2 separate regions of the Mus musculus genome follow, and region 2 is linked to region 1. A link is a loop called in an ENCODE intact Hi-C map of the cell type or tissue named here. Cell type or tissue: left cerebral cortex. All regions are shown on one strand. Each heading gives the region's core, and the rest is flanking DNA. Links, peaks and the distances in the headings are about the cores only.

Region 1 (5,676 bases), core at 432-5,431:
TTCTGCAATGTCAGCAGAGACCAACATGAAGCCACTGTCATGTCCATGTGAATGACAAACACGGATTAGTATACATAAAATCTTTCCATAAGCAAAGCCACGCCTTTTGACTCTGACCTCAGCACCAGAGTGCCAGGGCATTGTGGACCACACAAATAATGTCTGATGACAGTGCCCATTGCCAAACCAAAGCAGAATACTAAAAAGAATAAGGAACGGATCACTGTGTGCACAAGAGAAGTCTCAAAATGTTAAAAAAAAATCATGTTCTCACTTATGTATCTTCTTGGATCTTAACATCTTCATTTACATAAAAAATATTTTTTTAAAGTAAACAAACACTAGGGAGATAATTCAGTTGGTAGGGTGCCTTCCTTGTGGGAGGAAAAGAACTGTGTTCCATTCCTAGCATCGAGAGAGAGAGAGAGAGAGAGAGAGAGAGAGAGAGAGCTTACTAGACACGATGGCATGGCTTGTGCCTGTAATCTCAGCACTGTGGAGGCAAAGAAAGGTGGGTCCCTGGGGCTCACCAGCTGTCCTAGTCTACTTGGAAAGAGCCAAGACAATGACAGATTTTATCTCAAGATATGGATGGTTCCTGAGGAACAACACCTACAGCTGTTCTCTGGCCTCCACATGCATACACACACACACACACACACACACCAATTAAATGCATAACTGAGCACAATAGGTCACATCTGCAATCCCTACCCTCAGAAGCCCAAAGCAAGAGAACTGCAGTAAATTTGAGTCCAGCTGTAGAGGAAGGCCCTGTCTGAGAAACACAAATGGAGACACCCTATTCAAAAATCAGCAGGCGTCTTCCTTATCTTAGCTCGGAAACGCCTTCATTTCTATTAAAATGTGTGGAATCATTTCTGTCAATATGCTATCCAGGGCTAGTCAGATTCGTGGGGGAAATCTCACCAGTGGTATGTGTGCTGGGCTTATCAGACATGGGCTGACCCGGAAGCTAAGGGCTGGAGGAAGGGATCATCTCACTGCATAAGCATCTCTGATGATGGTGACAGACAAGAAGCTTCGGAGACCCTGGGAACAAGCCATTCTCGGGCTCAGAGTCACGGGTTCTGCATCTGAGGCTCTATCTGTTGTTTGATGTTTCTCCTTACAGCACTTACCAGGAAGCTGATGTAGCACAGAGCCAAGCAGAGAAAGAAAGGTGGGTAGCCAGACCTTCTGCTTACCCAAGGGTCTCCCTGTCCCGCTGCCTCACAGCACCCCCTGAGAAAGCCTTATCAGTTTCTCAAACAGCCTCTGAACCTCTTCCCTCCCAAAGATGAATACATTAGATCCCTTCCAGCCATGGAGTTGGTTGTTGTTGTCGAGATCCTTATACACACAGCGTGAGTTTGTCCTCTGGAAATAACTGGGAAGTATCCAGGAAAAGAATTACTGCAAATAAACACTACAGTGAATGCTCCCTGAAACCTGATGCTAGGTCTGTGGAGTAGCTGTTTTTAAAAAAAAATCACAATCGTGTGTGTGTATGTGTGTCTGCGTGTGTGTGTGTGTGTGTGTGTGTGTGTGTGTGTGTGTGTGTAAGAGAAGCTGAGGTTTTTTTTTTTAATCAAATTTAACCGAGGCAATAAATTAATTTTATATTCCAGTGGTAGAAAAATAATCTGGTCTCTCATCTGGAAGCCAGGAGAAATACAAGTTTCTCATTTCTCATCTTGGGAAGATGCCAGGGGCCAGTAGGTGGGAGAGGTGAGGGGGGCAAGGGAGAAGTTTTTCTTTTCTAATCTTGTTTTCTTTTTTTTTTTTTTAAGTTGTATAACACGTATTGTCCTGCTTAAAACTCCCTAAAAAATAAAAAAAAAAAAAAATAGCTTAGTCTCCGGCTCCAACCCTCCATCTGCTGTAAGGCAAAAGTCATGGAAACTGCACCTAGGCCAAAGGAAATGATAAAAACGGTTTCCGTGATGCCAAAAAGGGACATTGGTCTCCACACAGAGGCATCTGTCAAATGCCAGCTCGTTTCCCGGCTGATTCTCCCCAACTCTCGCTATTTCCCATCAATATTGTACCAACCTTCAAAGCCCAGCTCAGCAGTGCCACTAGCACCTAGTGGATGGAAGGAGGCCAGGCAGGAAGCTGGTATGCCTTTTGTCCCCTGAACAGCAAACAATCCCAAGCATGGGCTGCAAAAAGGCTAAGAAAGCCTGACTGAGTGCTAGTCTGGCTGGGTGCTGGCCTGGCTGGGTGTTGGCCTTGGCTGGGTGCTAGTCTGAGTGTGTGCTAACCTGGATGGGTGCTGGTCTGGCTGTATGCTGGACTGGCTGGGTGCTGGTCTGGCTGGGTGCTAGTCTGGCTGTGTGCTGGCCTGGCTGGGTGCTGGCTCGTTACTGTTTTGGTAGAGTGCTAACATGGCTGAGGGCTGTTTTGGTAGGGTGCTGGCCATAACCCTCTCTCCTACAAGGTTTGATTTCATCCTTCTGCTTTAAAGTCCTGCTTCTCTCAAAAAAAAAAAAAAAAATGCATTCTTCAGTGGGGCAGACACTGTAATAAATAACTGCAAACACCTGAAATTAAGTCAATGTAAGTATGAAAGTAAAAGCAGGAAGTAATTAAGAAGATGAAAATTATTATTATCAGGAGTTGAAGGGAACTGTAAATATAGACAAAAATATTATGTATAAGTAGAGACTGGCATGGTGAAACCTGTCATAATGTACAATTAATATATACTAAGAAAAAAATCATTTTGAAAAATCCTCCTTTTCGCCCCAGCCTCTCTCTGACTCATATCCTGCTCTCTAGCCCCACTCTGCCCGGCAGCCAGCCTGGCCTCCTTGGTCCCTTCTCAGGGTTGCTACATTACTGTACCCTCACAGGAAGTCTCTCCCCTAAGGTTTTCAGGGCTTGCTCATCAAACCGTCAGGTCTTAATGAAATGTCATCTTTCCCAGGAGGTCTTCTGGGACCATGGATTGAAAGGAACATCCCTCCACTCCCACCTGATGCCCCCATGATATTTGTTGCCATCTGACACACAGGTTATTTATCTTATCTAAGCTGTGATCAGAGTCCCTGTAGGATGGATGCAAGCTCTTCAAAGACAGGGGATGATTTTATTACCGTTGTCACTACACACAGCTTAGTGCACATCATAGAAAACGTCCAGTGTGATGAACAATTAAACCACGAGTTAGACCTGAAAACTGCCTTTGTACAGGAGTTAACACGCACACCCCGTTTTCAACACCCTATCTGTCACTGATCTCTTGTACAAGCCAGAAAGAGTCCTTGGGGTTTCCTACACATTTCATTTAGTTTGTTAGGACTTCGACTTTTCATTGTATATTCATGCAGAATGCTCTAAACGCCAGCTATCTTGTGAAGACTGTAAAGGCTTCATCAAACCAATCCAGCTTCTTCCAGACCCGAGGCTGTGCTGCGCTGAGACGCCATGAGCGGGGTTCCTCCGCCATCCAGTGGACACCTATGGAATTACAACTACGAAGAAGATTTCCTGCTTTCACGCATGCGCTTGAGAAATACCTGCTTATTGAAGTCTCTTCCCCAACCCCAAAAAGCACCCCACCTCATCCTCTGGCCAGGCCTCGGTTTCCAAACGTCCCTTGGCTAGAACTGTTTTAAGTTACTGATTTTCACTCACATGGAAAATGAATTTCCTCCTGGCCCAACAAGCAGGACTCCATCCTCCCAGCTACCCCTAAATTCGGAAACCCTGCGGGGGGCGTGGGGCAAGACTCCAGGAGCAATGTGGGGGAGGCTGGCGGCCCTCCAAAATCAAGCCTGATGCGCCAGCTTGGGACGTCCTAACATATATCTTTCATTCCAAAATCAGAAGCCAGGTGCTAGGTATAAACTCTTAGGAGAGAGTTGTTTCAGTCATTCTGTATCAAGACCAGCAGCGGGTCCTTGTTTAGAGGGCAGAGGTGAAAGGCGGTTCCTTTAGAAGGCAAGATGTTGAAGCAGATTGAAGGGTCAGGTCTGTGACACAGGGCGGCAGGTGAGGCGGGAGAGGCGTCTAAATTCAACTTCACAGGCATACGAAATACCTTTGGCTCCGCCTAGCTAGCTGTATGTGACAACACAGAGTACTGAGGGGAAAGGATCCAGGACGTAGCTGAGCCACCTCAGCTTAGCCTGTCTTGACAACAGCCATCAAAAGAGGCTGGGAAAAGGCTGAAGACCAAATGATGTGGCGTGTTGTCATGAGACAAACCTCTTGAAATGACCCCCATGTCTTACTTATGGGAAGGAATCGTGTTAGTCAAGATTTTGGAAACTGCCTGCTTTTGCAGTATCTATAGAAGAAATGAAGTAGAGCATAGAGTGTTAAGATTTCGTCTTCATGGATACAGAAAATGTGGTACATTTACACAATGGAGTACTACTCAGCTATTAAAAAGAATGAATTTATGAAATTCCTAGGCAAATGGATGGACCTGGAGGGCATCATCCTGAGTGAGGTAACCCAATCACAGAAGAACTCACATGATATGTACTCACTGATAAGTGGATATTAGCCCAGAAACTTAGAATACCCAAGATACAAGATACAAAGCACAAGAAACTCAAGAAGAACGAAGACCAAAGTGTGGGCACTTTGCCCCTTCTTAGAATTGGGAACAAAACACCCATGGAAGGAGTTACAGAGACAAAGTTTGGAGCTGAGACAAAAGGATGGACCATCTAGAGACTACCATATCCGGGGATCCATCCCATAATCAGCCTCCAAACGCAGACACCATTGCATACACTAGCAAGATTTTGCTGAAAGGACCCTGATATATCTGTCTCTTGTGAGACTATGCCGGGGCCTAGCAAACACAGAAGTGGATGCTCACAGTCAGCTATTGAATGGATCACAGGGCCCCCAATGGAGGAGCTAGAGAAAGTACCCAAGGAGCTAAAGGGAACTGCAACCCTATAGGTGGAACAACATTATGAACTAACCAGTACCCCCCAGAGCTCATGTCTCTAGCTGCATATGTATCAGAAGATGGCCTAGCCAGCCATCAGTGGAAAGAGAGGCCCATTGTACTTGCAAACTTTATATGCCCCAGTACAGGGGAATGCCAGGGCCAAGAAGTGGGAGTGGGTGGGTAGGGGATGGGGGGGGGGGGGTATGGGGGACTTTTGGGATAGCATTGGAAATGTAAATGAGGAAAATACATAATAAAAAAATTTAAATAAAAAGATTTCATCTTCAAGAGGGAATATCCAAATCACCATCAGAAGGAGAAGGAGGAAAGTCCACTGTAATGGAAAACTGGGGGAAGCACAACCCAGCTCTCTTCAGCACCCAGCTATCCAACCTTGGGTTCAGCCTCCCTGGGTGCCATGTCCCGCCCTGTGAAATGATATGGTGAGCTGTGATAAGCAGTTCTGCAACTCCTCAGAAAACTCAGCACAGAATTCCCATGTGACCCCAAATCCTGCTTCTGGGTGCTTGCCTCAAAGTGAAGGCAGGAACTCAAGCAGGCATCTACACTGTCAAAGGTACAGACACTCCAACGCCTATCACCAAGGGACTGAATATACACAATGTGGTGTGTATGATGGTTATCTGGGCAGTGATTGTGTGTGGTTTTAATCCCAGCACTCAGGAGGTAGAGGCAGGAGGTGAATCTCTGTCTTTGAGATTAGCCTGGTGTACAGAGCAAGTTCCAGGACAGCCAGG
Region 2 (5,676 bases), core at 333-5,332, 1.1 Mb before region 1:
AAAACAAAAAATTTTAAAAAGCTAAGAATAACGTAAACCTCCAGCACTCACAACCCAGCATTTATTATTTGCTTTCCAGGGTATTGGCAAAAGAAAACTGAAATAACCACCACAAAGTTAACATAAAAATAGTTTGGGTTTTTCTAAGTTTTGGGGGTAGGAACAGTCAGTTGTACCAAGATCTAGCAAAGGAATGCATGAGAAAAAGAAACGTCCCCCTCTGCCCACATGAAGACTGTCTGAACAAGTGCATCTAACCATTACCCACCCTGATGAACAGTGCAGCCCTTTCAGGGCCACTGCTCTGCAGCAGGGCTCCAATGACCGCGAAGAAAGTCTGACGTAAGACAGGCAGGGGGACAGGAAATTCTGCACTGAGGGTCAACTGCTCCACAGCCAAGTTCCTGGCCACGTGACAGACAACTGCCTCACCAGTGAGAAAGCTAACTAGACTCTCAGTGCCTTCGGCGGGCAAGTCTGGGAATTCGTCTTCGAGAAACTGTGTGAGGCACCGATGTGAAAAAGACAGCCCTTGTTCGAACAGTTCCTGATTGTCCTTAAGATTCAGAAGAGCAGCTTCTTTCTCTATGCCAAGGCTCTGACGTTTCGCCTCTTCGCTTTTGATGTAGCAGCTATTGATAAATGCAGTTTTGAGAAGGTCCAACGAAAAGGTTTCTTGTAAGCGAGATCCAAAGGCTTGTACCTCCGCATGGTAATCCCAGTTTGGCTTCTCTGAGCTGAGGAGGCAGACAGTAAGAGAGTAAGGAGGAGGGCATGGTACCACGTAAGGTGTGCTCTAACTTTACTACATAACGGAATGAAATGAAGTTTGTTTCTTTTATTGTCGGATTCTAACAGTCTAAATACAAAAGGTAATACAGATAACCACTGGCAGTCCGTCATTACTGTCTATATATAAGATGTGGGGGTTTCCCTTTGGCTTAACTGCCATATTAAACAGATTGTTCACATCACATTAGGCTGCTCTGCTAGTATTTAAGTTCTCTCTTTCTGCTCTAACAGTGACATTATGCTTTCTACCTGAGTATGAACAAATTATAACTATATAGATTCAGGCCACAAACTGAAAGTAATTATGTTTAGTTTATATATATTTATTTAAAGCTCAGAAATGTCCACTTGAATTTCCAGTTACATAAGTTAATATCAGTCTTATGAGTGTGTCAAAATTTCATAACCACAGGCGAGGGTTGAGGCTGTTCTAATTCAGTGGTAGTGGTAATTGACACAATGGCCTGGTGTGTGCAGGTACACTGTACAGACACACAATTCCAAGAATTAAATGCCTTTTCCTAGAGAAAATTAAATGTCTTTTCCTAGAGAAAAATAATGCCACAATAAAATCCTTTAAAGTTAAAAGAGAGAAGAAAAATAGATCTAAGTTTAAAATCATAAATCTAAATTTGTTTTCTATAGTTTTTTCCAATTTTAACTCATTAATCTTAAAATACCCACCTGTCTATTGGGCAAGGGAATGTAAATTAAGACATGATTCTGAGTCTTGCTTATTAAACCACAATAATTGTGCAATAGAAGGTGTATTCTCACTGGTGTTAGTGTAAAGGGGATTAATATTCTCCTGGAGGGCAATATTAAAATAGTAATCAAAGTCTCAGCTCAGGAATAACTAGCTAACTAGAGACAGTTCCTGCTTCTTTGGTGTTCTAACAATCTAACGGAAGTCAAATGCCAAAGAAACTGTAAGAATGAAGTTGATCTTCGTGTACTTTTGCCCACTAAGACAGAGTATACAGAAAGTGCATGATGCAGGATCGTATATAAGCATGATGCACTTTAGAAAAATCTGTGGGGTTTTTGTTGAGGTTGTTGTTGTTGTTGGCTGTTTTGATTTGTCCGACAACCCCCCCCCCCGCCCCCAGGCAAGAAGATTAATTAGATAAAAAACCTAAACTTTTATCCTCACTCCAGGCAGTGGACATGAAATTCTGTTACACACAGAATTAAATGTTTCTACCCTGGTACGCAATATGGTAGAATTGATGACCCTATTCCTCTTTAAAATACCCAATTGGCCTGAGATTAGGAAGTGACAAAATTGGGTCAATCCCAATCCCAAGCAGTTACCCTCTGGTCGACCCCATTTGCTTATATTCAGCTAGTGAGATTCTGCAGGGGACAGCCCAGCCCCTGTCGCCCAGTTCCTCTGCCCCATGCTGCCTGCAGGAACGTGCCCACCGCAGTTGCCTGCAGCCTGGTGTCCTCGCCGCCACCTTAGCCTCTCCACCCTCCCGAGACGCCTACCGTCGCACTGGCGGCGGCGGGCAGCGTAGCAGGCGCCATCGCTCCAGCTCTTTCTGGAAGCGGAAGGCGGCACGGAATCCCTTCTTCACTCCCCGAACCGGAGGAGCCAGCGTGGGGACGGCCGGAGCCAATAGGCGGCGAGGGCCCTGCTGCAGCAACCGGAATACAGCAGAAGCCATGGCAAGAACAAGGCAATAGGAGGCGGAAGGAAGACAGCCGGAGCGGTGTAGCCCGAACGCGGTTCCCCGGAAACTGGTGCAGCAGCAGAGAGAGGCCTGAACGCTGGAGGACACCGAAGAGGGAGCATGGCTAGTGTACTGCGCGTGCGCAAGTGCTTCTTTCTGCCCATTCTGTAAGTATGGGTGCAGAAATTGTTGAGAAACAGTTGCTTGACCCTATCAGTCTCGCTTGTGTTTATTTCTCATTAAAGCAGAACAAAAACTAGTTTTTAAAGTTCTAAATAAAACACTTAAATTTTCACAAGAAAAACATTTCTTGTTTACATTCAGTCTTAAAAGTTGCAGACCATCATTCCAGCCACTACTGAGGAAATGTTTTCAAAGTTTAAGGCTTCACCCAACCGTTTCCAAAAAGTCTCGCTTACAAAAGCACGTTCAGAAGTGTGTTTAACTTAACCAAAATTAAAGTTTGTATTTTAAAACAACTACTTTCCTCCCACCCTACCCCCCTCCCACAGGGGAAGACTCGGGACCAGGAGGGGTACATAAAAATATTAACAGTGAAATTACAAGTTTTTTTTTTAAAAATCTGTATCAACGTTTGAAGCTTTCCTAACAAAATATGAGTAAAAGACCTGAAGTCAGAAATGGAAGTGTCTCTGCTTCTTTTCCCATAGTTTTTATGGTGAACATCTTTTCCTTGAGAGGCACCTGTATGGTTCTTATACAAGGGAAACAATTCCCCTGCACTCACCCAGTTAGACTCCAGGGTCTTTGTGCCTGCTTTCACAAACAGCTTGTTCATTTTTTTTCTCTTTTTTTATTATTATTATGTATTTTCTTCAATTACATTTACAATGCTATCCCAAAAGTCCCCCCACTCCCTCCCCCCCCCCACTCCCCTACCCACCCATTCCCATTTTTTGGCCCTGGCGTTCCCCTGTACTGGGGCATATAACGTTTGCCTGACCAATGGGCCTCGCTTTCCAGTGATGGCCGACTAGGTCATCTTTTGATGCATATGCAGCTAGAGTCAAGAGCTCTGGGGTACTGGTTAGTTCATAATGTTGTTCCTCTGATAGGGTTGCAGATCTCTTTAGCTCCTTGGATACTTTCTCTAGCTCCTCCATTGGAGGCCCTGTGATCCATCCAATAGCTGACTGTGAGCATCCACTTCTGTGTTTGCTAGGCCCCGGCCTAGTCTCACAAGGGACAGCTATATCAGGGTCCTTTCAGTAAACGCTTGCTAGTGTATGCAATGGTGTCATCGTTTGGAGGCTAATTATGGGATGGATCCCTGGATATGGCAGTCTCTAGATGGTCCATCCTTTTGTCTCAGCTCCAAACTTTGTCTCTGTAACTCCTTCCATGGGTGATTGTTTCCAATTCTAAGAAGGCGCAAAGTGTCCACACTTTGGTCTTCGTTCTTCTTCAGTTTCATGTGTTTTACCAACTTCTTATGCTCGTTTTCTGCTTCTGTAACTCTGCCTATTTGCCTGTCAAATCCTCCATTTGGAAACCCCCTACTCTTGGACGACAAAAAAACCTTATCTTCCCTAGATCTAATGAGGATCTCTTGAACCCCACCTGTATTGAGAGACAGCCAATGTACACAAACTTTAGAGGTTTGTTTTAATCAATTGCTTTCTTTAATTAATTTGGCCATCATGATTTGAGCTAGGGGTCTTTTTCCTCACATCTGTGGGATTAACAGTAATCTCAAGCTTAATAAAGTTAGTGAAAGAGATCCACACACATTGGGAGTTCCCCTTCATACCTCAGATTAGGAACAAACCACACCCAAACACCTGCTTTCACAGAGAGATCCTTTATTAAGTGGGGGAGGAAAGTTAAGGTGGCTGCTTTCTCACTCTGGCAGAAAAACAGTAGAGAAAGAGGGGGGTCATGTTAGGATGGATGATACATTTTGATTGGGTATTTTAATTAGATGAGCCAAAGGGGGCTAATGATTGCTGGCCTTCAATACTTACATAGCTGGACTCTGGCAGTCAGCCTTAGGAGGAGGAAGTGACCAAGTAAAGGAATAGACCTTGGTGGCTAGCTTTAGGAATGTAGTCTAATGGTTTTTAGCAAGGCAGAGGGAATGGAAAAGAAGGACAAGGCCTACCAGAGCCAGGCTGCCAGAGTCCCTTCAGTTAAAGTGATGTCTCTATGTGCTGAGGCTCTCAGAAACAACAACTATAAGAATAACCTGTAATGTCTCAAGTAGTTTCTCCCACTTTTGACCCACATGAAGCTCAGAATTAACATCTGCATTCAGCTTGCTGTCATTCCACTGATGTAATCACTTAAAACTAGTATACTCTTGGTTGTCAACTTGACTACATATGGTATTAACTAAAACTCAAATGACCAGACACATTTTCGAGGGTTTTTTTTTTTTTCTTAATTAAATTACTTGAAATGAGAATTTTCGCTGCTAACCCAGAGTTTTGAGGTGGGGAGATATACTGTTACTCTGTGCCTCACTTTCCGCTGGCAGCCTATATAAAGGACATGGAGGAAGGAAGCTTGCTTTTCTTGTCTGCATGCTCTGGCTAGTGCTGGCAAGTCAATCTTTTCACTAGCATTAGAGCCCACTTCTCTGGGATTTCAGCATATACTGAAGACCAGCTGAGACATCCAGCCTTGTGGACTGAACACCTTTGGATTCTTGGACCTTCTGTTTGTAGGCAGCAATTGTTGGATTAGCTGGACCACAGCCTAATGGTCCACAAGGCCATTCTAATAAACCCCCCTTCTCTATTATTGAGAGATTCATTCTAAGTTTTGTTAAGTTTTTTTGTTTTGTTTTTGTTTTTCTTGGGAGTTTAGCTCATGATAAGGTACAACAATTACTTTTGAACCCATGGTAAGGCAGTAACTCAACATGGCAGAATGTATAATGGTACAAAGCTTGTTCATTTCATGCCTAAGACATAAGAGAGAGTTCATGAAGAGAAAAGATCAGAGGCCCCAAAATCTCCTTCAAAGGCCCATCCCCAGTAATTGACAATCTCCCACTAGGCCTCAACTAATGAAGGTCCCACTATTTTTTTAGTAGTGCAATGGACTACTGAACAAATTTTTATTACATATGCTTTAGGGGGATATTACAAATCTCAACATAGAAAACTTGCATTTTTAAAATTGTGTTTCAATTAACATAGTAAGAAGACAAATACTTGGGCCCATGATCCAGTTCCAAAAACTT

The links. A loop is a pair of places that touch in the nucleus more often than their neighbours do. Peaks named below come from ENCODE experiments on the same cell type or tissue, not always from the same donor. Only the 100,000 strongest peaks of a DNase experiment are listed, where the experiment ranks them.
Region 2: a loop joins it to region 1, with 4 times the contacts of the local background. A loop is called at or near these places in 4 of 42 quality-filtered maps.

The regions. Positions count from the first base shown.
Region 1 is chr1:78,722,428-78,728,103 of GRCm38, reverse strand. All of the region lies in intron 2 of Gm38631 (a long non-coding RNA gene), which reads right to left. Gm33693 (a long non-coding RNA gene) reads left to right here. Exons shown (of 5, transcript XR_865566.2): 4 at 1,136-1,183; 5 at 1,301-1,445. Among named protein-coding and RNA genes, the nearest start is that of Gm38631, 5.3 kb to the right of the region's middle. In left cerebral cortex, for the core only: CTCF peaks have their summits at 2,083 and 3,452 (motif pointing left); DNase peaks (open chromatin) are centred at 2,105 and 3,445.
Region 2 is chr1:79,772,919-79,778,594 of GRCm38, reverse strand. It overlaps Mrpl44 (mitochondrial ribosomal protein L44), which reads right to left and starts at 2,577. Exons shown (of 4, transcript NM_001081210.1): 1 at 2,284-2,577; 2 at 269-737. The coding sequence starts at 2,462. It also overlaps a transcript of Wdfy1 not described here. In left cerebral cortex, for the core only: a CTCF peak has its summit at 2,351; a DNase peak (open chromatin) is centred at 2,527; H3K4me3 peaks cover 1,485 bases; H3K27ac peaks cover 449 bases.